Regions from separate parts of the Homo sapiens genome. Here region 1 is linked to region 2. Evidence: read pairs that join two places in POLR2A ChIA-PET (ENCODE). Cell type or tissue: Panc1. All regions are shown on one strand. Links, peaks and the distances in the headings refer to the core of each region. The heading gives the core; the rest is flanking DNA.

Region 1 (15,922 bases), core at 4,616-12,615, 52 kb after region 2:
GTCCTAATCTCCTGTTCCTGTAAAGACACAGTTATATTGGATTAAGGCACATCCCTAGTGACTTCATTTTACTTTAAATTACCTCTTTAAAGATCCCATCTCCAAATATATTCATATTCTAGGGGCTTGGGGGTTAGGTCTTTAATATATAAATAGGGGGTGGAGAGCAAAACACTATAACCCACAACAGCTATACATATGCAAAAAAAAAAAAATGAAGTTAGACCCTTATCTCAAAATGAAGTTAGATCCTTATCTCATACCATGCATGAAAATCAACTCAAAGTGGATCATAATCCTAAATATAAGAGCTAAAACTGTAAAACTTCTAGAAGAAAACATAGGAGAAACTCATCACGACCTTGAGTTGGGCAGAGTTTTTAGCTATGACTCCAAAAGTGTGAGCCTTTAAAGAAAAACTGATAAAAATTGAATTTAATTTAATTGACTTATAGACTTCTGTATCTCAAAAAGTACCATTAACAAAATGGCCAGGCCAGTGGCTCATGCCTATAATTCCAGCACTTTGGAGTGCCAAGGCAGACAGATCACAAGGCAGACAGAGGTCCAGGGTTTGAGACCAGCCTGGCCAACTTGGTGAAACCTCATCTCTACTAAAAATACAAAAACTAGCCGGGCTTAGTGGCACACGCTTGTAATCCCAGCTACTTGGGAGGCTGAAGTGGGAGGATGGCTTGAATCCAGGAGGTGGAGGTTGCAGTGAGCCAAGATCGTGCCACTGCACTCCAGCCTGGGCAACAGAGTGAGACTCCATCTCAAAAAAAGAGAAAGAAATGGCAAGCCGTGGACTGGGAGAAAATATTTGTTAATCATATATCTGATAAAGGATTTGTATTGAACATACACCAAGAACTCAATAATAGTAAGACAACCCGATTTTAAAGACTTCAATAAAAATTTTACCCAAGAAGGCATAGGAATGACTAGTAAACACATGAATAGATGCTCAATATCATTAGTCATTATGGGAATGCAAAATAAAACCATAATGAGATACTTATACAGCCACTAGAGTTGCTTATAATCAACAAGACAGGACAATACCAAGTGATGGTGAGAACATAGAGTAACTGGAGCCCTTAAGATAGGAAGCTGCAAGCCGGGCGTGGTGGCTCACGGCTGTAATCCCAGTACTTTGGGAGGCTGAGGCGGGTGGATCACCTGAGGTCGGGAGTTCGAGACCAGCCTGACCAAAATGGAGAAACCCCATCTCTACTAAAAATACAAAATTAGCCAGGCGAGGTGGCGCATGCCTGTAATCCCAGCTACTCAGGAGGCTGAGGCAGGAGAATCGCTTGAACCCGGGAAGTGGAGATTGCGGTGAGCCGAGATCGTGTCATTGCACTCCATCCTGGGCAACAAGGGCAAAACTCTGTCACACACACACACACACACACACACACACACACACACACACACACAAAAGACGGGAAGCTACTTTGGAAGACAGTTTGGCAGTTTCCTCAAAAGTTAAACTTGTCATATGACCACTCTTAGGTATATACTCAAGCGAATTGAAAACTTGTGTCCACACAAAGACTTGGCTGCAAATGTTCATGGCAACATTAATTCATAATAGCCAACAACTGGAAGTGATCCACAAGTTCATCAGCTGGTGCATGGATACACAAAATGTGTAATATCCATACAATAGACATATCTTTTTATTTGGCAATAAAAGGCACTGGGAGCGTGCCACAGTGGCTTGAGCCTGCACTCCCAGGACACAGAAGGCTGAGGCAGGAGGATTGCTTGAGTCCAGGAGTTGGAGGCTGCCATGAGCCTTGATAGTGCTACTGTACTCCAGCCTGGGTGACAGAGCAAGACTCCAGCTCTAAATAAATAAATTAAGCAATGAAACACTGGTAAATGCTACAAGCTGGATGAATCTCCAAAGCATAATGCTAAGTGAAAGAAGCCAGATGTGTACAACTACATATTGTATGATTCTGTTTATATGAAATCTGCAGAAAAGGCAAATTTATGGAGGCAAAAAGCAGATCAGTGGTTTCCCAGACCTGGGGGTGGTAGAAGAAACAGAGATGACCTGTAAATTAGGTTGGGGGACATTTTTGAAGTGATGGAAAAGTTTTGAAACTAGATTGTGGTGATTGCTGCACAACTCTGTAATTTACCAAATAACATTGATATTGTGCACTTATAATGGGTAAATTTTATGGTATGTAATTTATGCCACGGTAAATCTGTTAAAAAGTATTAGTCCAGGCGCAGTGGCTCATGCCTGTAATCCCAGCAGTTTGGGAGGCTAAGGTGGGAAGACTGCTTCAGGCCAGGAGTTTGAGACCAGCCTGGGCAACATAGTGAGACCCCCATCTCTACAAAAAAAGTGTTGAACAGAAGGGGGCAGTGTGGGGACAGATGATCCCTCTCTTGGCAGGAGATATCAAAGAAGGTCAGAAAACCTCTCCTGATTGGCATCTGCTCTTTGCCAGATGGGACCTTGTCTTATCTCTCCAACCACTTTGAGGAGTAGGCTTTATTTTTATTATTTTGAGACAAGGTCTTGCTCTATCTCCCAGGCTGGATACAGTAGGGTGACCTTGGTTCACTGCAACCTCAGTCTCCTAGGCTCAAGTGATCCTCCCACCTCAGCCTCCTGAGTAGCTGGAACTACCAGCACATACCAATTTTTTTTTTTTTTTTTTTTTGGTAGAGATGAGGTTTCACCATGTTGTCCAGGCTGGTCTCGAATTCCTAGGCAGGAGTAAGTTTTATTATTCCCATTGTGTAGATGAGGAGGTGGAGGCCCAACAAAGTTACTTACAATAAGATTTTAGGTTTGAGTGTTAGAGAGTTGGACTCAAGCCTTTTACACCTCCACACTCACATACCACTTATGGCCTCTAAGAAAGTAAAAATGCAAGGCCGGGCATGGTGGCTCATGCCTGTAATTCCAGCATTTTGGGAGGCCAAAGCAGGCAGATCACGAGGTCAGGAGTTTGAGACCAGCCTGACCAATGTGGTGAAACCCCATCTCTACTAAAAATATAAAAATTATCCAGGTGTGGTGGTCGGCACCTGTAATCCCAGCTACTCAGGAGGCTGAGGCAGGAGAATTGCTTGAACCCAGAAGGCAGAGGTTGCAGTGAGCCAAGATCATGCCATTACACTCCAGCCTGGGTGACACAGTGAGACTCAGTCTCAAAAAAAAAAAAAAAAGAAAAAGTAAAAATGCAAAAGGCCAAGATATTCAAATGTGTGTTTCTTAGAGCCAGATAAACCCAGACTCTTCTGTCTTCTAAGTACCTGATGACAAAGGAAGGGCCAGGGCTAAGGGGCAGCCATCAGCGCTGCTGTTGCCTCCCAGCCCTCAGAAGAAGGTTCAGCTCTTCCTTGTCACTTTCCAAACCTCTAGAGCCTGAAATTCCAATTCTGGAGATGATCTTCTTTTGTCCAGGCCCTGCTGGCAAGGACTATAGGGTCACCTTGCCTAGCCGGGAAGTTCCAGTTCATAACTTCCCCAGAATCTGTTGTCCCTCAGCCCAAATCAGCCTATTCTGCTTCTTGCCCAGCCCACCTGACTTCTCTCCAGAGTCAGACTTTCCTTGCACCCAGGGCTTCACCAACTCCTGGACTTTTGGTTTTGAAAAGGAAATTTAAAATCCGAGAGTAATACAGGATAGCAGCAGCCTGATGCTTGAAATGGTACAGAGATAATGAATTCACTTGGACTAACCACAGGGAGGGAACTGCTTATGTTAAATGAGCCACGGGGAAGTTACTACCCCCTGCTATTAATGAAACATAATAAATAGAGTGGATATTTGGAGTTTTTTGGCCAGATTTCCTGGGCTCAGCTTCAAGGGAACTGATGAAATGATCCCTTTCTTTTATAGACTACATAGGCTGTTACATGACATTTGGGTATCTGTTACTGACATTGTTGTGAACCAACTGAAGCCAATTTGATCTATCATAACTAGCTTTATTTTAGTAGAAAATGAAGGTCTCTAATAGAGATAGATGAGAGCTATAGATGATACCCCAAATTTAGCTACCAAGTTTATATTACAATGGAAGAAACTTTCTGCTCTACCAGACCTATTGTAAAGTTACAGTAGTTAACATAGTGCAGTATTAGCACACGGATAGACAGACTCTTGAAACAAATAGAAAACCCAGAAACAGATCCATGTGTATTTGGATGGGCACTGTGATACTGACAAAGGCAGCCTTGCAGATCATTCCTCAATAAATGGGTATCCACATGGGAAAAAAACAAAAAAGATAACTTATCCCTGCCTCACACCACACATGAAATCATTTCCAAGAAAATTAAAGACATAAATGTAAGAGGCAATATTACAAAATGTTTTAGGAGATAACATTAGGAAAATATATTTATAATCTCTAGGTATAGGATTTCTAAAGATACAAAAAGGATACCAAGCACAAAAAGATTGGTTTATTTGAATACATTAAATTTAAGAACTTCTGTTCATCAAAAGACACAATGAAAATATGACTTAGCTGAATCCTGTCACACATACAAGTATTTATTATCAAGCCACCTCATAAATAGCCACTCAAGTTTTTCTGGAAGCTCCTTGAAATCCCAGTTGTCTGTCTGACATCTCTTTGCATGAATGATTCCTCAAGGCAGATGCAACCACATTCTAGAGGCAGGATCAGCTCATCCTAACCGTGGTCTGACAGTAAAATCCTCAAGAAGAGGCTGAACCCTAAATCCTAGACCCAGGGCCCCGTTCTGAAGGGTGTACGGTACTGGGCTCACCAGGTTCTGTTTGTGCAAGGGCCAGAGTGTCTGAGAATATTTCTAGGAACATTTCACCAGTAGAAAACAAAAATTCTAACAACAGTTAAGCTAATGAATAAAGGCTGTGGCATTGATCCACAATGAAGACAGCTAAAGCCCTGAAGCAGCCTTTTCTGAAGTGTGGACTTCTGATTAGAGTCTTTCACTTGCACCAGTGTTCATTCTCAATGAGGGGACTTCAGGTAGTAACTAAGCATCATACGGTGTAGCTTAAATGGAACACACATGCAAACATACACACTTGTGAGTGTGTGTGCCCATGCTGTAGTATTTTAAACTATGGGCAACATAACAGTAGTATTTACCAGGCTCCAGTCACTTGAGACTTCCCTTCTGGAATTCTGTCATACACCACCCACCTATATTATTATTCATATTTTTCTTCAACTCACTTTTTGAACTTCTTCAGATTATGAGACTGGCTTGCTGCCTACTGTGCTGAGGGCTTCCTGACTTTTTGAACTTCTGAAAACAATATGTCTTCGAGAAAACTTTATATCACAACCATAACATAAAACTGGTATCAGCTCACGCCTGTAATCCCAACACTTTGGAAGGCCGAGGCAGGTGGATCGCTTGAGCCCAGCAGTTTGAGACCGGCCTGGGCAACGTGGTGAAACCCTGTTTCTACTAAAAAGACAAAAATTAGCCAGGCGTGGTGGTGCACGCCTGTAACCCCAGCTACTCAGGAGGCTGAGGTGGGAGGATCTCGAGCCCAGGAGGTGGAGACTGCAGTGAGCTGAGATCCCACCCCGTGCTACAGCCTGGGCCACAGAGCCAGACCCTGTCTCAAAAACAAGCAAACAAACAAAACAAAACAAATGGGTATCATGTGCCTGCCATAAAAATAAAAACAATAAAACAACAACAACAACAGAAAACGTTTTTAAATCTGGCTAACTGCTGTTACCTGCCTACCGGAGGCTCTGCAGAGCCCGTCCTGCTCTCAGGAAGCAAGTTAGACAAGTGTTACTTCTCTGGGGCATTCTTTTTTAAATTAAAGAGGGTTGAAAGAGAATTGAGAAAACATGAACCTTCTCCCTAGCCAAGATATTGTCATTTAACATAATCATCTGGCTGCCTCTGAAATCGCCTTTGGAAACACTATATTCTTGTACCTGGGACAGTATAGAGAGCCAACAGGGTTATCCAGTGTCCATCAAGCAGCTAATATATGATGGAAACCATACAACCACTTCCTCACTTATTCTATAGCACAGCCCTCCAAGATGGGTGTTCTTTATTTCCGCTTTACAGATGAGTAGACTGAGGCTCAGAGAGGCAGTGAGACTTGGCCAGAATCTCACAGCCAGGAAGTGACGAGGCCAGAGTCAGGAGCTGGTTCTCTCTGACCTTTATTGTTACCCTCTGCAAGCAGGACTTGCTCTCCTCTCTCGTGCCTGCATCAGCCACATCTGTCCAAAGCGCCAGGATCCGTTCCAGAACAGGACTGAGTTTGCTGGAGCTGTGGTTCTTTGTCACTACTGACAGGACTTAGGACTATCCTGGAGTCTTTCAGAAGCAGAATGGTTTCTCCAGCCCCGGGTCATTTTTTACTGGTAGCCAAGTCCATCCCAAATGAAATGGGCCAACATCAAAGCATTCAGCCCTGCCTTTTATTAGTAACTTGACTTCTTTTATGGTTTAGGGGTTTGGTTTGGCTTTTACTTCCTAGGCATAGCTCAAAACCAGAAGAGAACTTGGCATCATCAGGAGGTTTCCATGGGCCTCGTTGTCCCTTCCCCTTCTGGTCCATTTGGGGCCTCTGCCCATCCTGGGAGGCCCCCTCCAGGCAGAGACAGTGACCACCTCCAGGGGCCATTCCCCACACCCACCCAAGTCTCCTCTAGCAGAGACACATGGCCAGCTCCGGGCTGTTGCCTCGTGTTATTTAGGGTCTCCCCAGCACTGTCTAGGCACGTAGGGAAGGTGAAGGAGGAACAGCTGCCACCCTGCCGCCTTTTGTGGATTTAAGGTAGAGGTTTGCAGTCAGCCTTTCCTGGACTCTCTAGACCAAGCCACCTCAACAGAGCCTCCATTTCCCCATCTCTTAAATGGGCCAGCCTTCCCAGGGTTACATAAAGTGACACAGATGAACACGTTTCAGGAGCCTCCCAGTGCTAAGCCAAGGTCGAGGAGTGCTGTTATTGTAGTCTTGGGGGGAAGCCACAAGATATTTGCACACAAAGCAGCCAGGACACACCACAGTCCAGCATATAATCAGCTCCTTCATTATGTGGCTCCAACTGCAAGGGCTGCAGGATTTCAGAGGAAAAAGAGGCCCATGGGGAGGGGGGAGCAGACAGCAGCTCATCCAGGCCAGGAGAATGACCACTCACTGCTTGGAACCAGAAAAAGAAGGGGGACCAGAAACAGGAGGTGAGGGAGGGAAGGGCCTGCTCCTGTCTCTGGGACTCCCTGATTCAACTCTGGAAACAGTCCTTAAGGATTTGCTGCAGAGCAGGAGCTACTTAAAGGCTAATTTTAAAAATCGGTGAGCCCTTTAGTCACCCCTCAGAAGGGTGGAAGGGTGGACAGTGACCAGGGAAGGTGCCCTACTAGACCATCCACGTCCCTCATGATGTGTTTATCCATTTTGAGTCTGGAGCAGATTGCAGCTCGGGGACTTAAAGTTAGAGCCTGATTCAAAGTAATGTAGGGTTGGCAACCCAAGTGTCCATCGACAGGTGAATGATAAGCAAAATGCGGTGTATCCAGACAATGGAATATTACTCAGCCTTTAAAAGGAAGGAAGTGTTTACGCCTGCTGCAAGCATGAACCTTGAATGGATGAGCATGCTAAATGACATCAGCCAGACTCAAAAAGACAAACACTGTATGATTCCACTTATATGAGCTACCTGGAATCATCAATCCCTAGAGACAGAAGTAGAATGGTGGTTGCTGGGGGAGGGTGGAAGGGTAGTTGTTGTTTAATGGGTACAGAGTTTCAGTTTTGCAAGATGAATAGAGTTCTGTGGATGGATGGCGGTGCTGGTAGCACAGCAGTGTGAATGCATTAAATACTTAATGCACCGTACGGTACACTTGAAAATGGGTAAGATGGTAAGCTTTTTACTGTGTGTATTTTACCACAATTTAATTTTTTTAATGGGAGAAATAATTGTGTAGGGTCAACATATCCCCAAAGCCCTGTAAAAGGTGCCACACTGGAGGCCTCCATTCATCTCTCCGTTGGTCCACGAGAGCCCAGTACTGCTGCAGCGTCGGCACATCACTTTGGGAGTTGGGTGGTGAGCTATTAAGGGCTGGTTATATAGAAAATGCAAGACACAGGCCGGGCGCAGTGGCTCACGCCTGTAATCCCAGCACTTTGGGAGCCGAGGTGGGTGGATCACGAGGTCAGGAGATCGAGACTATCCTGGCCAACATGGTGAAACCCCATCTCTACTAAAATATAAAAAATTAGCCGGGTGGGGTGGCGTGCGCCTGTAATCCCAGCTACTAGGGAGGCTGAGGCTGGGGAATCACTTGAACCCGGGAGGCAGAGGTTGCAGTGTGCTAAGATAGCACCACAGCACTCCAGCCTGGTGACAGAGCAAGACTCTGTCTCAAAAAAAAAAAAAGAAAGAAAGAAAGGAAATGCAAGACACATCTCTTCTATCCCCAGACCCCAGAGACTCAGGCTCAGCATGGTGAGAAGGCTCATGAGAGGCACCAGGGAACTGAGGCCCTCTAGGAGAGAACAGAGTCCAGCCTCATGCAGAGCACGCACTGCTTGGGCAGCTTGGCTGGCAGAATCACCTGTGCAATTCATGCATATGCACACGTGTTCTCTGCACAGGTGTGTGCAACAAAATGTATGCGTGAACCACCTGAACCACCCTCAGATCTGCATCCTCATTACCCTGGTCCAGGGCCCGGGCCAAAGGAGGCTTAAGTAAATATTTGTTAAACTGAGCTGTTTATTCATGATGGCCATGTCTGAGTTTCGGATCCTTCAACGAGCAGAGTGTACCCTGCACTTCTGTTGTATTTGGCACAGAAACTAGTGCAGTGCTGAGCACAAAGAAAATTTTTGCTCATTGAATCATTGAATGAATACCTGTTAGTAGATAAACCAGCTTTGTGGAGGTTAGTAAATAAACCAGCATTGTGGAGGGCTACACAGCCAGTGAGTCACTGGGGCAGATTAATGTGGAATTTGGCCAGTGGAAGATCTGTTTCAACCCCTCATCAACTTGGAGACTTTGAACCTCTATCCAAATCATAAAACAGTCCCTTCACTTTAATGCTTCAGATTCGTGAGTTAAGACATATATGTGAGCATGTTGGAAATAACCTAAAGATTCACCAGTAGACGAGTTGAATAAAGTATGACACAGCTGTACAAAATCCAGTATCCAGTATAGATGATGTTATAGAAGAATAATGAAATGAGCCAGGTGCAGTGGCTCAAACACCTGTAATCCCAGCACTTTGGGAGGCTGAAGTGGGTGGATCACTTGAGGCCGGGAGTTCGAGACCAGCCTGGCCAACATGCCGAAACCCTGTCTCTACTAAAAATACAAAAAAAAAAAAAATTAGCCAGGCATGGTAGCACATGCCTATAATCCCAGCTACTCAGGAGACTAGGGCACAAAAATCGCTTGAACCCAGGAGGCAGAGGTTGTGGTGAGCCGAGGCTGCACCACTGCACTCCAGCCTGAGTGACAGAGCAAGATCCTGTCTCAACATAAATAAATAAGAATAATGAAATGGCATGAAGTTGACAATTTATAGCTAAGTGAAAGCATAGGTTTACTAAATAGCATGTACAGTATGGTCTGATTTTGCCTAAATATGGACATATTACTTGAACAAATATGCCTATAATATATGCGTGTATATCATACATTGTGTGTGTGTGTGTGTGTGTGTGTTGTTCTCCAAACCAGCAGCATCACCAGGAAACTTTTTTAGAAATGCACATCCTCAGCCCCCTCCGCAGAACTACTGGATCAGAAACTCGGGTGGGGCTCCACGATCTGTGTTTTAATAAGCCCTCCAAGTGATTCTGGTGCCTTCCCGAGTCTGAGAGCCACTGGTGGTATATGGCATTCCTAACACCCGTCTCCTTCCTTTGCTTTTTGGGTTTGCTTTTGTGTTTGTATGTGTGTGTGTTTGAGACAGTCTCGCTCTGTCACCCAGTCTGGAGTGCAGTGGCGCGATCTCAGCTCACTGCAACCTCCGCCTCCCAGGTTCAAACAATTATCTTGCCTCAGCCTCCCGAGTAGCTGGGATTATAGGCGCGTGCCACCATGCTCAGCCCCCTCTCCTCCTTTGCACTCACCTGCGTCTCTCTTCTCCAGGCCCTCATCCAGCTGCCCCCCTACATCTCTCAGTGTGATGAGGTGCTGCAGTTCTTTGAGACAAGACCTGAGGACCTGAATCCCCCCAAAGAGTAAGTTTGTTTGTGGGCTTCCCCAGATGGAGCCCCACAGCCCTCCCTCCTGCCAGTCCAGCCACCCCCAAGTAAAGCAAAGTGCAGCCAAAAGTGGGTTTCGTCGGCTGAGCCCCTGTGAGACCGCACTTCACTTAGCCTTCAGAGTTGCTGTAAGTGGGTAGCGATCGTCCGTTTGACAGGTGAAGGAAACTGGCTGAGTGCCACTCCTGTCATCCCATCATACTCTCCACCTGCCCACAGCACTTATCGAGGTGTGTCGGAACTGAGCAGGCTGAGCCCGTGAGGCAGGGGCTGAGCCGTAGATTCATCTAGCTTCTGTCCACAGAGGTGGAGGTGGGTGTGCTCGGGAACTGCCAGGGATGTGAATGCGGGAGCAACCCAAACCAACGAAGACCCCACTGCCGGTGAGCAACGGGGCCGGGATTTCATCCTGACCAGCCAGGCTCCGAAGCTCTCCAAAATGCCCACCACAGCCCTGCCTCCCTGTCACTTCTCCCTGCAGTGGACAGGCCACTTGCCCAGACGCCTGTCGCTACACAGCCAGCAGCCCCAGCCACACAGTGCACACCACATAAAACTCTAGCACCGCCTGCTTACCCGCACTTACGCACCAACACTCTGGCCGGCCCGGGTGCTTTGGGGAAAGCAGGAAGGGATCTGGCTAACGGAGAAATAGCAGTGGGGAAAAGAGATCAGCCCAAGGTGCTGGGAGTGTCCTGGGGTCACAGGAGCAAGAGCGGGCAGAGTTTGGGGTCCGTCTGGGCTCATTCGAGAAGGGCTGAAAAGTACCAGCCAGGCTCTGTTCCAGAAGTAGATGCTGCTGCTCTTGGCGCTGCGTTCGCTGGATGCCCCAGGCAGCAGCCGTAACCAAGGCTGAGTTTGCTGAGCAGCCAGCGTGGCGGGCAGTGTGCCAAGCACTGTATGTGTATCAAGAGAGAAAGACACATGCTCCCTTTTGGAAATGATCTGCTGGAATCACAAAAATTTTTTAAATAGACTTGTGAGGAGAAAGCATGAAAGTGTTTTAACAAGTGAAGTCAGGCCATTTATATTTATACACACACACAGCGACCTCCAAAATCGAGTTCACAGACTTCCGAGTACACCACTCAGGACTGATGGTTTGCTAGCACACAGATGAGTAGACCTAAGTTTCTGCAATAAATATATCCCAATATGCACCATTTCCTGTGACGAGCACGGAGCGAGTAAACACAGCTTCTCATAGTGAGCGCACAGAAGTGCGTGGTTTTGGAGTGAAGGGAGACTGTAAGAGGCAACAGTAAACCTTTGAATCGGATGTCACAAGGGAATGCCTTACCAACACGGGAGCCAAGACACAGTTTCATAAATTTGAAAATAATCATAAAGATACAGAATAATATAAATCTGATAATTTGGGGTGTTTCGCTCGTGCTGGCTAATGTTTTTGTTCTTAGTGTCTTTGGCGTTGGTGTCTGGTAAGCATTTCCCAATTTGTGTCGCCATCATGAAATATGGGGAAATAGTCTCAAAGCACCTTTGTCTCCAGTCCTCCTGGGCTTACAGGATTGAACTGCCATTCAGGCTCATAGCCTCTGGCTTCACTTATAATTTCTACACAAGGTAAATCAAAGGATACAGAGCTTATTGTGTTCCCTTTCCACTTCATTTTCTCACGAAACTGCCCAATAAAAACTGTCATTCCCTCACGCCTGTAATCCCAGCACTTTAGGAGGCCGAGGCGGAAGGATTGCTTGAGCACAGGAGTTCAAGACCAGCCTGAGCAACATAGTCAGATCCTGTCTCTACTAAAAATAAAAAAAAAATTAGCCGGGCATAGTGGTACGTGCCTGTAGTCCCAGATACTCAGGAAGCTGAGATGGGAGAATTGCTCGGGCCAAGGAGGTTGAGGCTGCAGTGAGCAGTGATCGCCGCCACTGCACTCCAGCCTGGGTGACAGAGGGAGCCTCTGTCTCAAAAACAAAAACAAAAAAACCTGTCATTCCTCTCTTACAGATGAGGAAGCTGAGGTTCAGAATAATAAAAGGGACTTTTAACAAAATGATAATGAAAGAGAGGCACAGTTTGGAAGAGGTGAAGGTGAATTTTCCCCAGGTCAGCCTGAGTCTGAACCTAAGCTCAGTCCCACACAAGAGGCTCACTTGATAGAAAAGAGCCTGAGTTTGGAATCTAGTACACCCAGGTTCGAATCCTGCCTCTGCCACTCCTGGGCTTTGTGGCCATGGGCCTCCCTCACTTTGCTTCTGGGCTTCCACTTGCTCTATTGTGAAATGGGAGTAGCTGTACTTTGTAGGGTAATGTTGAGGACTGAGTGACTGCCACAGGGAAAAATTCTAAGACTTTGCCAGCTGCTCAGGAAGTGGCGGCTCATGGTAGTGCCCCTCTTGGAATGACCAGACATTGTTGTCTTTATTCCAGCGCTGTCTCTTAAGAGTTGATCAAGATGCCCAGCCTGATATACCCTCAGCAGGGAAAATTGCCTGACTACTGTCTTAGTCTGTTCCACCTGCTATGACAAAAATATCACAGACTGGGTGGCTTAAACAAAAATGTATTTCTCACTTTCTGGAGGCTGGAAATCCAAGATCAAGGTGCCAGCTATTTCAGTGCCTGGTGAAGGCCACTTCCTGGTTTGCAGATGTGTCCCCACATGGGAGAGAGAGAGAGAGAGAAAGCCAGCTCTCTTATGTCTCTTCTTTTTTTTTTTTTTTTTTTTAATTTTTTGTAGAGACAGGGTCTGGCTATGTTGTCCAGGCTGGTCTGAAACTCCTGGGCTCAAGCGATCCTCTTACCTTTGTGTCTTCTCATAAAGGCGCTAATCCTATCCGGGGGGCTCCACGTTTATGACCTAATTACCCCTAAAGCCTCCATCTCCAAGCACCATCACACTGGGGTTAGTGTTTCAATATATGAATTCAGTTTATAGAAGCCACTTTCCTTTTTTTTTTTTTTTTTTTTTTGAGACAGAGTCTTGCTCTATCACCCAGGTTGGAGTGCAGTGGCGCGATCTTGGCTCACTGCAAGCTCCGCCTCCCAGGTTCACACCATTCTCCTGCCTCAGCCTCCCAAGTAGCTGGGACTACAGGCGCCCGCCACCATGCCCGGCTAATTTTTTGTATTTTTAGTAGAGACGGGGTTTCACCGTGTTAGCCAGGATGGTCTCGATCTCCTGGCCTCGTGATCCACCTGTCTTGGCCTCCCAAAGTGCTGGGATTACAGGCATGAGCCACCATGCCCGGCCTATAGGAGCCACTTTCAAGCTGGGTAAGATTGGGCAGGTTTTTCTGCCCCTTGCCTCAGTCTCCTCTTATGTAAGATGGGCCTGATGACACCTCCCTCACAGAATTGCTTGGGGAATCAAATGAGAAGATGTGGAGAAAATCACTTGGAACTGCTCTACAGACCATATTGCCCAAGGGCAGAGGAAGGAGCAGACAGCAGCCACGAGGGTAGTATTGGCATTGGTGTGCATTCCTTGGGCCCCTGGATTCAATGATAGCCAGATTTTCTTCTACTTTAACTTTGGGGAGCATCTTGGACCACTTAGAGAATCCAAGTTTAACTTTGGGGAGCATCATGGACCACTTAGAGATTCCAACAAAAGCTTTCTTCCCTCTTCCTGGAAGAGCACCTGCAGTTTCAGGAGGTCCTTATTTGTGCAGAATCCTGTACATGGACCTGAGGTGAAGAAGCCCCGCGCTGGCGGCCCTTCCCAGTGTTAGTGCTGGGATGCCTCTGCCCTCTCCCTGGCAAGGGTGGTTGCAGTGGCCCCAGCCTCTGAGCAAGCATCAGACCAACTTAGACACACAGAGGGGAGAGGGCCAGGCCAGGGGCAGCTGCTGTGCTTGGGAGGAGTCTGGTCATCTTCATTCAAGAAGGAAGGACACTCGGGGACAAAGGGTGTGAGCCAGCCCTCGAGAGGAGGTGGGAAGTCCCGGAGGCTGCATGGTGGCTTTGTGGTACTCTCTGGCTTCCTCTCTTTGGTGGCAGAGGCAGCCTCACTAGCTTGCTGGCTTGGGCTTGTAGAAATAGCGCAGGACAGGAGCTCTCAGCCCATGCTGCATCCAGCCAAGGGCACTGGCATTGTTCATTCATCAGCCAGATAGGGAGGGCCTGCTGACTTTCACAGTGGTGGGAAAAGCTGTGTGAACATGTGGGTACACAGGCACCCATGCATACACAAATAGAACATCCACTGAAAATACAAAACACAGCCCAGACTGTACCAAAGAAAGCACCAAGTAACAGCTGAGATAAGCTAGCATGCTTATCTCATATCTTATATACGTCCATCATGCTGGAGTATATGTATCTGGTTCTGAGAGCCTTCCTGAAAAGAAAGGGAAGGTTCAAATCTCTTTGTCCCTTCCCAGCTGTGTGACCTTGGACAAATGACTTGACTTCTCTGAGCTTATTTTCTCATCAGTAAAGCGGGCGTCACTACCCTGGCTCACAGCTTGGTTGTGAGGACTAAGCAAGACCCTGCCCATAAAGGATGGTGTCTGGCACAGGGCAGGTGCTTACCTAGTGATGCCTTCCTGTCTTTAAGCCAGGATTTGAAAAGGAAGGAAGGTGGTTGCCAAGGGCCCAAGGGATGGTTCTGGGGCCACAGCAGGCAGTCTCAGCTGGGTCCTGGTTGTTGGTTTAGGGATGGTGAACTTGAGGGTTATACCCATTGGGGTTGGTCTGTTGGTCAGGATCCTGAAGGTCAACCCATGTTAGGGCTTGACATGGACTTTGGGCGTCTTTCCTAGCCAGCTGGTGCTATTGGAGGAGGGTTTTGGCCGCCATGAGTAGGAAAACTTGGGAACACCCCAAGCATGTCACACCAAGAAGATGACCCACCTGCTTGAGCAAACGCATGCTGTGGCTGCCTGAACCCAAGAGTCCCCTGCCGCCCCCACTCCTCTGCTCTGGCTGGGACAGTGGAAGCAGGGGTGCATGGCTCAGCAGGAGCCCGGGTCTTAAGCCCAGACCACGGCTCAGGTCGCAGGCCTGGATGGCAACTCTGGCAGCTGGTGCTTTCTGTAGAAGCAGCCTGGTGGAACCTTCGTTAGTGTGTCTTGATGCAGCAGCCAAGAGGGGAGCTTCAGTCACTGGATGGTCCAGGTGGTGGTCAGGAGAGTGGGCTCCAGCCAGACTTCCTGGGTTCCAGTCCTGGGCCTGGTACCTCACCTCTCTGGGCGTCAGTATCTTCATCTGCAAAATGGAGTAACCCTCAAAGGGATGTATGCGGACGCAGTGAGGCAGTCCAAGTGTAGCTTTCTGACCAGGACCCAGTGAGTGCCAGTGAAGGTGAGCTAGGACATTCCACTCTGACCCTCACCCTTCTCTGCATGGGCGCTGTGAAGGTCAACCTCAGTGATGTTATCCCTGGAGGGAGGACATCACCACCAGCCCAGCCCGACCTGGCCAGACTCTGCTGCGCCTCCCAGACATACAGGAGGACTGTAGCCCCTGCTCTTGGGCTTGGCTCCCTCACTGCTCTCTCCCAGGTTGCTCTGAAGCATTATTACATGGTGGTTAAAAACCCAGACACATTGAGTAGACATTTCTCCAAAGAAAATGCACAAATAGCCAGTAAGCATATGAGAAGATCCTGGCATCATTATCCATCAGGAAATGCAAATCCAAGCTACAGTGAAATATCATTAGATCCAATTCACACCCACTAGAATGGCTGTAATCAAGAA
Region 2 (15,922 bases), core at 3,632-11,631:
CGATTCCCTTATTTTCATCTTACTTGACAGTCGTTGCGTGGATGCCTGGAGAGCATCTATACTCCTTACTATTTCCAAGTTACGGTGTCATTAGACCCACCACGAGGTTCTGTTATTTGTGGTTTTAATAAAAACGTACATATAGTCATAATTTTGTTTTTTGAAACATTTTGATAACTATAATTCAGTATCATTAGTTTCATTTGGGATCTATGTGTTTTACTCATTTTAAATCATTCTGAGAAGGGGTCCGTGGGTTTCCTCAGATGCCAAAGAGATTCATGGCTCCAAAAAAAGATGAAAGACCCCTCTGGGTGGAAGAGGTGGAACTTGGGAGCCAGATGGCATGGGCTGGACCTGGCTCTGCCATGTGTGATCTTGAGTCAGTGACTGAACCTCTCCGTGCTTCAGTTTCCTCTTCTACAGAATGAGGCTAACAAGAGTATCCACTGTGGATTATTCATGTAGAGGGTTTAGAGCCCTTCCTGGCATGTAGAAGTGCTGAATAAATTACCTGTTATTATTATCTTTACCATCATCATCATCATCATTTATCTGACTAGTGATGTGCATTTTGAGTAAGCAACCTCAAATGATGTGACACGGGCCATCTGGAATGACCACATATTAAGAAACAGACTCTAATTAAGGATGTACTCCTTAAAATTTGTAGCTGTTTTCTCCCAAAGATTTATATATTTGGATATTCAGCAGTATGGTAATTTAAACAATGTTCAAAGTAGCCTAAATGTTTATCACTGGAGGCATGATTAAATAAATGATATATATAGCCTTACAATGAACTATAAAGGCATCTTTAAAAGTGGTTTGTCCAAAGGATGTTTGATGAAGTGGAGAAATGACCGCCATCTCATGCAAATGAAAAAAACCAAATCATATATATAGTGTGATCATAATTTTGAAAAATATTTCTATGCATAGGAAAAGGGTCTGAGAAGAAGCATGCCCAAAGCATCATCTCTGATGGTGGAAACATGGACAGTTTTTAAGACCTCTGACCGTGCAGTCAGCCTGTTTGATTCCTAGGTTGAACAAGTTACCCAACCTCCTTGGGCCTTACCTTTCTCCACTGCAGAACGGAAATGATAGGGTAGTGTGACCTCATAGGATTGCTAAGATAGAGCACATTAAGCACATTCTAGACTCTTAAATGTTGTTAGTGATTACGGTAAATTGTCTACATTTTATTTACTACCCAAGTTTTCTCTACAGGAGAGAGGACAGTGTAGGATGGCAAAGAAGTCCACATAGGGCTCACATAGGGACAGGGGCAGGGATTAGTCTCTGGCAGATTAGGAGCCCAACAAGGGAGGGGTCCAGGAGTGGCCAAGGGTACCCACAGAATCTGGCCTTCAGAAACCACATGTGATTTCATGGAGGAATCCCTTCTCCTCCCCTATGACACCCCTAAAAGGTGGCTGTCCCCAGGGTCTGAGAGCATACTCCCTTTACATTCCTATCTAGTTCTCTTCTCCTTGTCCTGACCCCAAGCTCAGCGGGAAGGGAGGATGAGGCTGGATTCGGTTGGGGCATTGTCAAGAAGGTATCCTAGACCAGCCTAGTTGGCCTGTTTCTCGGCAACCCTTCCGTTACCTCACCAGGGTACCCAGCTTTGACGTTGAGGCCCCAGTGGACCAATCCTATCATGACACGTACACATTGAGTTCATCATCGTCTAGGGTGTGAACCCCCCATTTTGTCTTCAGGGCCTGGCCTAGAATAAATGCCCAGCCCAAGTGTGTTTCTTGAACAAAGCCATTAACTGCTTGTACCCTCGCAGTCCCAAGGTCCCATGATTCTAAGGCAACGGCCACTGACGTCCTTGGTGCTGAGACACAATCACATGTGATAACGCCCTGCTGGCCCCAGGCCGAGCAGTCAGTGTGTCATCGTGTTTAAGCTGCAGGCTTTGGAGGCAGCCAGGCCCGAGTACAAACCCTGGCTTTGTCACTTTCCAGTTATATGATTTGGGCCACGTTACTTAACCTCTCAGAACCTCGGTATCTTCTTCGTCTCTAAATGAGGGGGAAGGAGGGTCATTGCTGTGCCTGATACTGAAGTGAAGAGTACTAACTCTTAGTCTAGTTTAGTGGACACAAATGAGATCCTCTAGCCCCTGGGATGCTGTTAGGTTGAACCATATGAAATTGTCAATATTTAACCTATAAAAATGGCAATTTCACTTGGTTCATCGTAATGTTTTAGGATTGATTTGGGCCTGTGGAGCTCACTCTTGCTTACGTGGAAGGGGGTTATAAGCCACCACTGTACCAGGGGTGTTACAGGCACAATCCCATTTATACTTCACAGCAGCCCCCAAGAGACAGGTTCTTAGCACCCCCCTTTTACAGATGGGAAAACTGAGCCTCCTAACTAGCTTCTCTAGGACCCCCACTTAAGTCTTGTAGTTGGGATTGAACCCAGGTCTGTCCAGTTCAGAGTCTGTCGCTTCCACCATTGCTGTCTTGAGACTTGGTTTCCTTTTGCGTGTGGCATGGCCTTGCCTCGCAGCTGGAAGAGCCCTGGACATTCTCTAGGACGCCTCGGCCCGGGACCTGGTGGCTCCCTACTGAGATTCCCCATGATGCAGCCAGTCAGAGCCCCAGTTTCCAGCCCTAAGTGGGAGCTCGGGTTTGAACTGTCTTGACTTCTGCAGTTTTCTGCTCTGACATTTTTGGCTTTGGTTGTGGGGCTGAAAGGTGAGAGGATGACATGTGTCAATTCTCCTTCTGCACTTTGGGGATGTTCTTCCTGAGCTCTCCTGCCCGCTCGTTAAATGCAAGTCCCGACACCTAGACTCCTGATCCAGGCACAGCATCCCCAGGTCTCACCCTTGCCCACAGCCCCATCGAGGCAGGGCCAAAATGGCTGCTGGAGGCAGGAGGTCAGACCTGGGGGATGCAGGGTGGAGTGGCAGAAACCCAGGCGGGTGATTGTGTAGGAGGACGTGCAGGATTGCTACTTTGCCATCTCGACCGCGTGCTCCTTGAAGACAGCTTTGATGCTACTGCCTTGCGCGTAGTGGGTGCTCTTGTTGGCGGCTCCATTCACTCTGGACAGCTCTGTCAACACGAGAGAGGCCCTCACTTGAAATCTTTCACCCAGGTCTGTTTCCTTCATTGCCCAGGCTCCTCTGAGGCCTGGCAGCCTTGGAGATCTCAACAAGCCCTAAGTGCTTGCCCTGGAGACTTTCCTAGAAAGCCAGCCTTCAGGTTGGTTCCGGCTGAGCCTGGGCTCCAGCTGCCAGCACCTCTGCTTGCCATTGGAAAGTTCCCCACGCCGCCTCGGGCCAGATGTGTGTGAGTAGCAGTGCGTGAGCTGGCAGCCAGAGGCCTGGGCTGGAGCTGCACGCCTGGAGCAGCGAGTGTTTCCACCAGCCCAGTGTCTCAGTCGTCGGCAAGAGTGGAGATGCCTGGCCTGGCCAACCCTGGAAATAGTTCCTGCTGCCCATGCCGCTGGATAAGATTCCATGAGTTAGGGGAGCCCAGAGGGTGGGCAGCTGTGTGTGTGTGTGTGTGTGTGTGTGTGTGTGTGTGTGTGCGCGCGCGTGCGCGCACGCACGCACACACATACCTGGTTTTTACAGCTTGACATTCCCGACTTTTCCTCTTAACATATCTCACTTTGCAAGATTTGAGTTGGCCCAAGGAAGATGGCTACTCGGTTGGGGCCTCCAGTGTCTAATCTCCATAATGGGTTATTAGTGATGGCCCTGGAAGCTGTCTGTGACCAGATGGTGTGCCAAGCACCTGACATGCATTAGCGCCTTTAGCCCTCAGCCAACCCTATAAAGTAGGTACTGTTCTCTCCATTTTCCAGGTGTGAAGAAATGGAAACTCAGAGCTGTGAGGTGATTTGCAAAGTCACAGCAGCATCAGGCTATAGAGGCAGGATTCATAGTCAGGTATTCTAAAGCCGATGCCTGTGGTTTTTTTTTGGGGTTTTTTTTTTGTTTTGTTTTTGTTTTTGTTTTTTTTTTTTCTTTTTTTTTTTTCTGTTTTTTCTGTTTCTGTGGCCCAGGCTGGAGTGCAGTGGCGTGATCTTGCCTCACTGCAGCCTCCACCTCCAGGGTTCAAGTGATTCTCCCACCTTAGCCTCCTGAGTAGCTGGGACTACAGGTGCGCACCACCACAGGCCGGCTAATTTTTGTATTTTTAGTAGAGACGGGGTTTCACCACATTGGTCAGGCTGGTCTCGAACTCCCGACCTCAGGTGATCTGCCCGCCTTGGCCTCCCAAAGTGCTGGGATTACAGGCATGAACCACCACACCCTGCCATCTTTTTTTTTTTTTTAATGACATTAAAGCATGATTGTTATTTTTAATTTTTTACTTTACGTGGATGCTGTAAAATTCCCTTTTGTGGTGTAACGCAGTAAAATTTTGTTTTTTGGTGTAGCATGTTATGATGTGCAGGTTCCTGTAACCTCCACTACAGAACAGTTCCAACACCTCAAAGAATTCCCTCAGCTTTACTGTCTCTGACATACAGTGGGATGAGGCATTCCCCCTGGAGTTTAAATCACTCCTGGGTATTCTGTTTTTTGCCATTACCTCTTCAGAGAAACTCTGGGGTGGAACGTGGACTTCCCTTTTTGGGTTGGGTCCCATGCCTGCATTCCCTCTGTGACAAAGCCAGCTCTGTTTCTGGTACCCTTGGCAATAGAGCTGTTCATTCAGCTATTTCACGAGCATTGTTACTCTCTGGACACAGAGAGCCTTGAGTGAGGTCACCTTGGTTTTTGACTGTGTGGCCCTGTTTCGGCTTTTTGTCTCTTTTACCGGGCATTTCCTGAGAGCTCATTGTCGCCAGGCACTGGGGGGACCATGGTGAATAGACAAACCCGGCCCTGCCCCAAGGGCCCCCAGGGCAGTGGGGGTGCAGTAATGCAAAGAGACCAGCACCCCTAGAGGAACAGGTTCTGAGAGAGGGTGGCCCTAGCCCTGTGGGAACTCAGAGAGTGGGAGCTAGACTGAGACTTGGGGTGTCCAGGAAGGCTTCCAAGGAGAGGTGACTTCTAGGCTGATGCTGGAGAAATGAAGAGGAGCTGAGCAGGGCAGGGAGAGGAAATGTTCCCGCCAGAGGCAGTGGCAGGCATTGAGTCCTGGAGGCAAGAGAAAGCCAGCCAGGCTGGAGCAGAGGAGGGGCAGACTGCACAGGCCCCTAAGCCCCACGTTGTGCCTGTGTGGTGTGTTTTCTTTCTCGATTGAGGCCCTTCGAGCAGAGCTTGGTGCACAGTAGGTCTCTGTGTATATGCCAAATGAATGAATGAATGAGCTGAAGAGTTTGAGGCAGGGGGAGAGAGATCAGATTCCCACTTTGGAGGCTACTCCTCTCCCCCTACTCCTGCCGCCATTTCCCCATTTGGCACACCTCTGCACACAGGGATAAGCGGAGCCCTCAGCTCAACCAGCCACCTGAGCCTTCGCTGCGTGCCCTGTGGACAGAGTGCAGTAGGAACACAGCCCTAAGTGTCTCATCTGACGCAAGACACCACAAGCACTTGTATTTTGGCCCTAATCCAAGCATTCACTTAATTGAAAAAATTGGGGGAAAAAAATATTGGCAGCCTGCCACCTCCAGTGTGTCACTTGCTGCAGAGCCTGAGCTTGGTGATTCCTGGCGCTGACGTGGGGACCGGAAAGCTCTGGCCTGGGGCCAGGAGACCCAAGGCCTTGGGATGCTGGGAGAAGAAAGTGAAGAGGCTTTGGAGGCTGGCAGGGCTGGGATTGGATCTCATGTCACCCACTTCCCAGCCTCTCGACCTCAGGCGCAGCATGGCTCTGTGCCTCGGTTTCCTCCTCTCCCCCTTCAGCACTTCTGGTGGTGATGCTGCCCTGGGGTGTTGGGAAATCAAACAAACTTTGGGTGCTGCAGTTCCAAAAAGAGGTTGGAGGTGCTGACCTATATAGGCCAGATGTTGGACACAAAGCTGGGGACAGTCAACAGATCAGAACCAAAGGGAACCCAGGGTCTCCACGAAGCGTGGCAGAGTCGGGTTTCCCATTAGTCAAGCCCGTGGAGCTCCATCCGACCGCCCTGCCCTCTCCTCGCTCTCCATCTCTCCCTTGCCCTTGTTGCTTTCCCTTCCCCAGCACCCACGAGGACCATACTTATCCACCTTGGGCCTGTGTGACCAAGACAGCATATTCCCAGAGCAAGCCATCTGCAACCCAGCCAGTCACTAACTCCCAAGCTCTTCCCAGGATCTGCCACCTGGGAACCCAGCCAGTGTGGGAGCTTGATGGAGGGAATCCAACCCCCTTCTTAACAGCTAGCTGCCTTCTGAAACTGGGGTCTGTGGATTCCTAGGGACCTTCGGACATAGTCCTGAACCCTTCTCTACAGGAAATGAATTCACCTGGATCTTGAAGCCAGCACTACTCCTCGAGCCCAGAGCTGCATGTGCTTTGGCATTTAAGCTTGCTCTGGCTGTAGAGCAGGACGGCTTTAGCAATCACAGCCTGATGACCCGCTGCAGAAGCTGTGTAGCCTGTGAGCGGAAGCCCTAGCCCCTCCGTGCACTGCATGAGAGACAGCATATTTGCTCCCTTCATCTCCACAGGCTTCTACTGTTTCGTAGGTATGAGAAACAGCAGTCTGGAGCAGAGGGCCCGCATTCTCAGCACCTCCCGATGGTAGCCCTGGCTTCTGGTTCCAGCTTTCCTCCCTGCTGGCTACAGGACCTTGGGCAAGTCCCTTTCCCCTCTGGCCTCATGTCCCTAACTATAGAACAAAGGATAGTCTAGAAGAGGGTTTTCAAATGTTTTAAAGGCCTGGAACCCTTTGTTGTCTGCCTGAAGCAGGCAGAATAGGGCTGTGGCCGGTGAAGGAGCCCGGGCCCTGTATAGAGGCAGTTCTGGTGATGATTTGGCTGCAGGCTGCTGGGTTATACCCTGTAGCATACACAGAAGAGCCAAAAGTGGCACTGCGCTATGGAAACTGGGGTGGATGGCCCAAAAGCCCACCCACGGGGCCTCTCCAGGATCCTGGGGCTTCTTGGAGGCCAGTTTCACTGCTGGCCTGAGTCACTTCTAAGAGCCCTCCAGATTAAAGCTCTCTGGGCAAGTCTCTTATGTAAGAGGCCCATAGGGGCACAAGGAACCTGCAAGGAAATTCAGACACTGTCATGGAAGCAGAAAGAGTCCACAGCTGAGAGTGTAACCCTAAGCAAGTCACTGCACCTCTTGGCCAGCACCTCCCTATCTTCATTTGTAAAATGGAGGGATTGATCTAGACCAGGGATGCCAAGTAGGTAGCGCCCATCTCACTAGCCCTCAGCCCCTGCCCCTGGCAGACATTGCTAATGGACCACAGGGTTCTGTCTTGCGGATGCTGCTTTCTCACAGCCCCTGCAAGGAAACAGCCCCGGCCCCATTTGTGCCTTCTCTTGAGATGTTGTCTTCAGTCACCCAATTTGTTCCTGGCTATCCACCAGGCTTGCAGAGCCAGGAGAGGGCTCTGACTTCAGAAAGGTTATAGCTGTTGATCTATAAAAAAACAAAACTTGGCTGTGCGTGATGGCTCGCACCTATAATTCCAGCACTTTGGGAGGCCGAGGCAGGTAGATCGCTTGAGGCCAGGAGTTCCAGACCATGCTGGTCAGCATACTGAGATCCCATCTCTACAAAAAAATTTGTTTATTAGCCAGGCATGGTGGTGCATGCCTGTAATTCCACCTACTCAGGAGGCTGAGGCTGGAGAATTGTTTGAGCCTGGGAATTCGAGGCTGCTGTGATTACACCACTGTACTCCAACCTGGATGACAGAGGGAGCAAGACCCTGTCTCAAACAAACAAACAAACAAATACCTCCAGATACAGTGAGAATGGCAAGGAATTCCACTAACACAGGACCATCCTCATTCTCAATCTTACCAGCACCATCATAATTTTTGACATATCCACAAACTCCCTACAGTATATATTCCTAATACAGTATTCTTCAAATTGACTCACATTTTTACTTAAATTACTTTTAAATGGAAATTTTAGCTGTCTACTATACCTGGGGAAAACCAGTAGTAGCACTTGCTAAAAATAGAAGGAAATGAAATTCAAAAGAAAGAGAAAAATCAATGTGTTAAGTTCTTCCTGGCTAGTGTCGCCTGTTCTGAGGTCTTCTGTGCCTTCTTTAAGAAAGGAGACCTGCTGTGTGTGGTGGCTCACGTCTGTAATCCCAGCACTTTGGGAAGCCAAGGAGGGTGGATTGCCTGAGCTCAGAAGTTTGAGACCAGCCTGAGCAACATGGCGAAACCCCATCTCTACCAAAAATACAAAAAATTAGCTGGGCATGGTGGTGCATGCCTGTAATCCCAGCTACTTGGGAGACTGAGGCATGAGAATCACTTGAACCTGGGAGGTGGAGGTTGCAATGAGCCGAGATCGTGCCACTGCACTCCATCCTGGGCAAGAGAACGAGACTCTGTCTGAAAAAAAAAAAAAAAAAAACCATTGGCCATTGCATCCCAGGACCAAAATGTAATAACTTTGTCATGGGACCAGTGCGGCAGCCCCAGCCCTTGTAATTAATGCCAGCCAGGAATTTCAGCTGGATTCTTTGACAACCCTAAAAACCCCACCAAATAGATTTGTAAAGGAAAGTAAGACTGGAGGACATTCCCCCATGCCTCAGAGATTTTACTAGCAGGGCAAAAACTTTTTACCTTGTTTTCCAGTTCACATGGTGAACACTTGGGAGCTCACAGAGCTCCGGAGGCAGGGGAAGCAGGGCGGCAGCTGTTTCACATCATCCGACCCTGGGGACAGCGTATCGATGGAGTTCTGGGGCCTTTCTAAGAGCTACAGCCCCTTGCAGAGATCTGGGCCAGTGGGTCGGCAAGGATGAGGATGTCAGCTAACCCAGGGGTGCCGGGGGCTTGCAGAGGTATCTTGGCCTGTTTATAGCCTGGCCCTGTTGTTTGTCAAGAGCCTCTAAGCTTGATACTGGCTTAAATCTTTTTATATTTTATTGATACATAATATTTGTCCATTTTCATGGGACATTTATGATATTTTGTTGCATGCATAGAGGGTGTAATGATCAAGTCAGGGCATTTGGGGTATCCGTCCCCTCAAATATTTGTCATTTCTATGTGTTGAGAGCATTTCAAGTCCTCTCTTCTAGCCATTTTGAAATACACAATACACTGTTGTTAACTATAGTTAGTCTACTCTGCTATTGATTGTTAGCACTTTATTCATGGAAGAGCTGACCCCTTGGCTGTTACTGCTTGGAAATGGTGCCCAAATTCTTGCATGCTTAATGGGGGCCCTCTGGACACTGGGAGTCCCCATCCCCTTAGACTGGAGTTAGACCCCGCGAGGAGGTGAAGGGTTGGGCAACATTCAGTGAACATTTGCCCTCAAGTCCCACCATGAGCAGAGATTCCAACCAACCAACATGGATTCCTTTCTAGAGATCTCTCCATTTCTGGAGAGCTTAGCTTGCAAGGTAGGATGGACCTTATCTCTATTTTTCAGATAACAGAGAGGCTGTAAGAGGTCAAGGACTTAACCTCACTCCCATAGTAAGTTCCGGGTTGGGGCCCATCTGCTGGCTTCCCGGCCGGTGAGCCAGTGTTCTCCCACCCCCACTCTGGGCATCCCTGTGCCATCGGCTGGGCTGGCACCCGGCAGGGGCTCCTTGGTGGCCCTAGGACTGAGCCAGGGTAACGGAGAAGATGCTGGCCTGGGGTTCAAGACAAGAAAGTGCCCCACAGACAGGTTTCTTTCAGTGCTCCTAGAAAGCGACATCTTTTTTTCTGATTGTAAAAGAAAATAAAGTGTAAAAAATCTGGAATATACAAGCATCAAGAACAGAATTTTTAAAGTCCCCCATATTCATACCACCCCAAAGCGAACCACTGACATATATATGCTTGGTCATGTGTCATTTAACAACAGGGATAGTTCTGAGAAATGTGTTGCTAGGCAGTTTCATCACGTGAATATCACAGTGTGTACTTACACAAACCTAGATGGTATAGTCTACTACACACCTAGGCTCTGTGGTATAGCTCACGGCTCCTGGGCTACAAACCTGTACACTGTGTTACTGTACTGAATACTGTAGGCAATTGTAACACAATGGTGAGTATTTGACTAGAATATACAAATACTCACCATTGTGTTACATAGAAAAGGTTTTGTAAAAATACTGTGTTATAATCTTACGGAACCACTGTTGTATATGTGGTCTGTCATTGGAAAACGTTAGGTGGTGCGTAACTGTGTGTGTGTGTGTACAGACACACAAACGCACATACATTTAGATATGGTACAGTCAATTCTTCCCCCCCCCCCCCCTTTTTTTTTTGAGACAGACAGAGTTTCACTCTTGTTGACCAGGCTGGAGTGCAAAGCACAACCTCAGCTCACTACAATCTCCGCCTCGCAGATTCAAGTGATTCTTCTCCCTCAGCCTCCCGCGTAGCTGGAATTACAGGCATGCACCACCATGCCTGGCTAATTTTTGTATTATTAGTAGAAACGGAGGTTCACCAGCCAGGCTGGTCTTGAACTCCTAACCTCAGGTGATCCATCTGCCTCGGCCTGCCAAAATGCTGGGATTACAGGCGGACCGCACCCAGCCAGTCAATCCTCATTATTCATAGATTTCATGTTTGCGAATTTGCCTACTTGCTAAAATTTATTTGTAACTCAAAAGCGATACTCGAAGCACTTTTGTGGGCATTTTCGGACATGGGCACGTGCAGAGCGGTGAAAAATTTGCGTCACCCAACGTGCACGTTCCCAGCTGAGGTTGAATGAGCGACACTCCCCCCTCATTTCAGCTCCCATACTCTTAACAAGAATCCTTGTCCTAGTCTATGAGTGCTGCATTTGTACATTTCTGTGCTTTTTGTTGATTTTGCTGTTTAGTATGGCCCACAAATGCTGTGCTAACATGCTGTCTGGTGAGCCTAAACGCAAGATGGCTGTGATGTGCCTATGGAGAAGCTTCATTCAGGCACGAGTTGCAGTGCTGTTGACTCTGAGTTCAGCGTTGATGAATTAACCATGCATATTAAATAAGGTTGTTTATTTCTTTGTTTGTTTGAGACAGAGTCTCACTCTGTTGTCCAGGCTGGAGGGCAGTAGCACAATCTCAGCTCACTACAACCTCCACCTCCCAGGTTCAAGCGATTCTCCTGCCTCAGCCTCTCCAGTAGCTGGGATTACAGGCGCCCACCCGCCTGGGTGATTTTTGTATTTTTAGTAGAGATGGGGTTTCACCATGTTGGCCAGGCTGGTCTCGAACCCCTGACCTCAGGTGATCCGCTCACCTTGGCCTCTCAAAGTGCTAGGACTACACGCGTGATCTAGGATTACGAGCCACTGCGCCCGGCCTAAATAAGGTATCTTTAAAGAGAAACACACACGCAACAAAGTTATGTATTGATCACTTGACAAAAACAAAACATAGGCTCGAAAGACCCTAACCCTGTATTTCTCCTAGAGTATTTGCTAAATCAGTGTTCTCAGTGACTTTACAGAACGTAACTACCGCAAACAATGAGCATCAGCTGTGTGTGTGTGTGCAATGGGTGTCTGTGTATATAAACACCCACACGCATTTATATACAGTTGATATCATTACAGAATTTTTTTGAGATTGAGATTACATTGTTTTAGCTTGTTCTTTTTACCTAAGATAATGCCTGAACTTTTCCCCTGTAATTCATGGAATTGTTTTAGTTGCACAAAAACCCTCATCATGCCAAAAGGAGAATTAGCTGAAAGGCCCAGGCCCCTGTTGTGCGTCATAGTAGCCTCCGGTGGGCGGGCAGGCCTGGGAAGCAGGAACTGGAATACTACCCGAAGCCAAGCCAGGCTCTCCCCGTCGCTCTTCTCCCCACACCTCTCCTTCACTTATCCTCTCTGCAGACCTAGTGTTTGGAGCACGGCTCCGGGTTGCAGCTCTTCTGGATGGAGCTGGCATGCTCAGGGCTGATCCCAGATTTCTGAGAAAGAAAGAACCTGATTGGCCGGGCTTGGATCACGTGATGGTGTCCATGAGCCAGTCAGCTGTGGCCATGGGGGTTAGGCAGAACAGGTGGTTACAGCCTGGGCGCGGTGGCTCACGCCTGTAATCCCAGCACTTTGGGAGGCCGAGGTGGGTGGGTCACCTGAGACCAGAAGTTCGAGACCAGCCTTGGGAACATGGTGAAACCCCGTCTCTATTAAAAATACAAAAATTAGCCAGGAGTGGTGATGGGCGCCTGTAATCCCAGCTACTTGGGAGGCTGAAGAATGAGAATCGCTTGAACCCGGGATGTGGAGGTTGCGTTGAGCCGAGATCGCACCACTGCACTCCAGCCTGAGTGACAGAACGAGACTCCATCTCAAAAGAAAAAAAAAAAGAAAGAAAGAACAGGTGGTTACTTCTCAAGTGGGGCGTTGGCCAGGGGTTTGGTTTTCTTTCCTGCCTTTTCAAAGTGGTCAAGTTTAAGAAAAGTGGCTTTTGGAGGCCCTGGCACAGGTTGGTCCTCAGAGGAAGAGGGTTATTCTGGCCCAGGCCACAAAACACCTAACACCATCCATGAGCAGTGTCACTCTTCCTCTCAATGTCAGCTCCTGGCAAGGTCCGGCTGACCTAGGACAGTTCTCAACCATAAGTGGAGGAGGAAAGCCAGGAAAGATGAAGCCTGGGCGCCAGTCAGGCTCTCAAGTGTGTGGCAGTTGGCATTTGGGTCAGATAATGGCTCCCTTCCATTCAGACTGAGGCCCAGGGTGGGTGGGGGTGTCAGGGCCTTCCCCACAGGCACCCATGGGGAGGGACAAAGCCCTGACTCTGGAAGCTGGGAAACCTGTGCCCCAGGCTCAGGCACAGTGGGCCTGTGTTCCCAGGACTATGGGGGCCATCCCCCTGCACCCCTGTGGGACCCAGAGAACAGAAAGGACAGGTGGAGAGGGCAGAGCCCAGGGAGATGGGTGTGGGCTGGAGAGAGGTGGGACGGGCTGTGGGAAGTTCATTTGTAGGGAGAAGGAGCAGGGACAAGGGTTCCCTCACCTTTGTGACCTTCTGCTCACAATGATGCTGCTGCTGACAGTTTCTCTTTATGGAACATTTACCATATCCAGGCACCAAGCGAAAGAATCTACATGCATGTTCTCATTTCATCCTCGCCCCAACTTTGCAGTTAGTAGTATTGCAGACCTCATTTTTTACAAATGAGGAAACTGAGTCATGGGGGTTAAGCCACTTTCCCAAGAGCACAAAGCTAGTTGAGAAGGAAGCAGGATATAAATCGAGGCCATTGTGACCCTAGAACTCCACAGCCTCGCAGAACAGTAGGATGATGTACTGGTCACTCTGACAGTTAGGAGGGTGAGCAGACATCTCCCTGCTGGCCCATGCTCCAGCTGCAGCCAAGCTGGGGCATGGCATGGCAGGATTAGAGGTGACCTAGGTTAGAGTCCCTGCTCTGCACGTCATAGCTGTGCAACTGTAGGCACTGTACTTCTGAGCCTCCGTCCTTTGCTGGGAAAACATGGGAAGTGTTAGCCTGGCCTGCTGGCTCGGGGATTTGGAAGAGACCAAGTTCAGCCATCTACCCACCTGCAAAAGGATCCTGGCTCAGCACACCCCACCCCAATTCCTCCCACCCTCCCTTCACCACCAGTTTGGCTTCTCGCTGACTTAGAGGAAGTGAGGAAACCCGGGACTTCTGTTCCTGGTGAAACTGGGTTTGCAATCAGGTTGGAGAGTCTGGACTTGGTTAGATCACACAGGCCCTGCTGCTGAGATTGTGTAAGAAGAGATTTAAAGGGTAGATGATTCCGGCTCAAATCCTGTCTGGGAACAGAAGAAAACCTCCGTGACTCTCTAACCCCAGTTGTGGTTTCTGTGCTTCCTTGTTCCTTAAGCAGTCCCAGCTGCTCCCCCAAAACATGTTGCTCCCAAGGGGCGGGGGTGTTTGCAGATTGTGGTGAAGCAGCACAGGGGACAGAGAGGAAAAGCAAGGGGGCAGGACCACCTCAGCAACATGGCCAGGGTCCCTTTCTACAGACCAAAGGCCTGCCAAGGAGAAGCACTCCTCTCTGTGAGGGCTTGGCCTCCTGGCATCTCATTTTCTTCCCCATTTATTCACGAAGCCTAGATTTTTCCACCCTGCCCAGTGCTGGGCATACAGCAGTCCATTAACAAGACAGGCCAGGTCCTTGCTCGCGTGAAACTTAGAACCCAGCAGGAAATCAGACACTTGAGCAATTTCAGTAAAGCGTTCATTGGCTTTGTGATGGGAAAGTGGGTGCTAAGGAGTCCTATAGCAGGGGCACCCAACCTCATACTGGTGGGCAGGGAGCGGTCACAGAGGGCTTTCTGGAGGCAGTAGCATCTGAGCTGTGCCCTGCTAGTTGACTTGTAGAACATTGCCCATTCCAGATCTGTCTGCTTCCTTATGATGTCATTTATCTTGTTCCTCTGCCTCCTATATTTGTTGTAAATTAGAACCTAGGTCAAGAGCTCGAGCTCAAGTTAAACATTGTTGGCAACAATACCAACAGCAGATTGTGTATACTTCACATTGCATCACCTGGAGGGCCACACAGTAACTGGATTGTCCCTCTATCCATGAGGCTAGGTTTGGTAACCTGGTTAAGTTGTAGAGTTACACATTTTTCCCCTGGCTGGGAAAGCAATCATGGGGTTATACTTTGATACCGTGTGAGTGTCCTGTTCAACAGCCTTTCACCTGGTGGTTCAGCACCCACTGAGGATCTTCCCAGAGTGGCTGTGGCATTTTGCTTCCCCACCAGCAATGCATGAGGGTTCCAGTTGCCGTGCATTTTCATCAGCACTTGTTATTGTCGCTATTTTTTAATCGTAGCCATTCCGACAGATGGGTAGTGGCATCTCCTCCTGGTTTCACTTTGCCTCGTTAGTGGCAGTGACCATATTTCATGTGCTTCCTTGCCCTCCATATGTCCTCTTGCATGAAGTGTCTCTTTAAGTTTTGTCCATCTTGTAATCTGGTTGGTTGTTTCCTTACAACCAAGACTTCAAGAAATGTATTCTGCATAGAAGTTGTTTCTCAGATGTGCAGCTCATGTTTTGAAGGCTGTGCCATGGAGAAAGTTTTAGTCATTTCCAGGGCACATGACATGCAGTATGTAAATCTCTGCAGGAAATCTGCTTTAAAAAATTTTTCTTTGGCCAGGTGCGGTGGCTCATGCCTGTAATCCCAGCACTTTGGGAGGCCGAGGTGGGTGGATCACGAGGTCAGGAGTTCAAGACCAGCCTGGCCAAGATAGTGAAACCCCGTCTCTACTAAAAATACAAAAAATTAGCCGAGCATGGTGGCAGGCGCCTGTAATCCCAGCTGCTTGGGAGGCTGAGGCAGAGAATTGCTTGAACCCGGGAGGCAGAGGTTGCGGTGAGCCGAGATCACCCCACTGCACTCCAGCCTGGGTGATAGGGCAAGACTCCATCTCAAAAAAAAAAAAAAAATCGTGGTAACACACACAACATAAAACTTAACATTTCAGCCATTTCTTAGCAACCATCACCACCATCCATCGCCAGAACTTTTTTCATCTCCCTAGACTGAAACTCTGCACCCATTAAACAACAACTCCCAGCCAGGCATGGTGGCTCACGGCTGTAATCCCAATACTTTGAGATACTGAGGTGGGAAGATCACTCGAGCCAGGAGTTCGATAACAGCCTAGGCAACAAAGCAAGACCCTGTCTCTACAAAAAATAATAATAATAAAATTAACCAGGCATAATGGCACATGCCTGTAGTCCCAGCTACTTCGGAGGCTGAGGTGGGAGGATTGCTTGAGTCCAGGAATTTGAAGTTGCAGTGAGCTATGATCACACCACCATACTCCACCCTGGGTGACAGAGCGAGACCTCATCTCAGAAGAATGAAAAATAACCACTCCCCATTCTA

The links. Peaks named below come from ENCODE experiments on the same cell type or tissue, not always from the same donor. Only the 100,000 strongest peaks of a DNase experiment are listed, where the experiment ranks them.
Region 1: POLR2A ChIA-PET joins it to region 2 with 5 read pairs; 2 of 35 experiments call an interaction of 5 or more read pairs at or near these places.

The regions. Positions count from the first base shown.
Region 1 is chr5:172,376,337-172,392,258 of GRCh38, reverse strand. It overlaps SH3PXD2B (SH3 and PX domains 2B), which reads left to right. Exons shown (of 13, transcript NM_001017995.3): 5 at 10,132-10,223. Among named protein-coding and RNA genes, the nearest start is that of SH3PXD2B, 70 kb to the left of the region's middle. RefSeq lists an enhancer at 13,996-14,125 and a silencer at 14,426-14,485. In Panc1, for the core only: no CTCF peak of the experiment used is centred there; a DNase peak (open chromatin) is centred at 8,908; H3K27ac peaks cover 7,217 bases.
Region 2 is chr5:172,427,332-172,443,253 of GRCh38, reverse strand. All of the region lies in intron 1 of SH3PXD2B (SH3 and PX domains 2B), which reads left to right. Among named protein-coding and RNA genes, the nearest start is that of SH3PXD2B, 19 kb to the left of the region's middle. RefSeq lists a silencer at 10,654-10,911 and an enhancer at 11,501-12,001. In Panc1, for the core only: no CTCF peak of the experiment used is centred there; no DNase peak of the experiment used is centred there.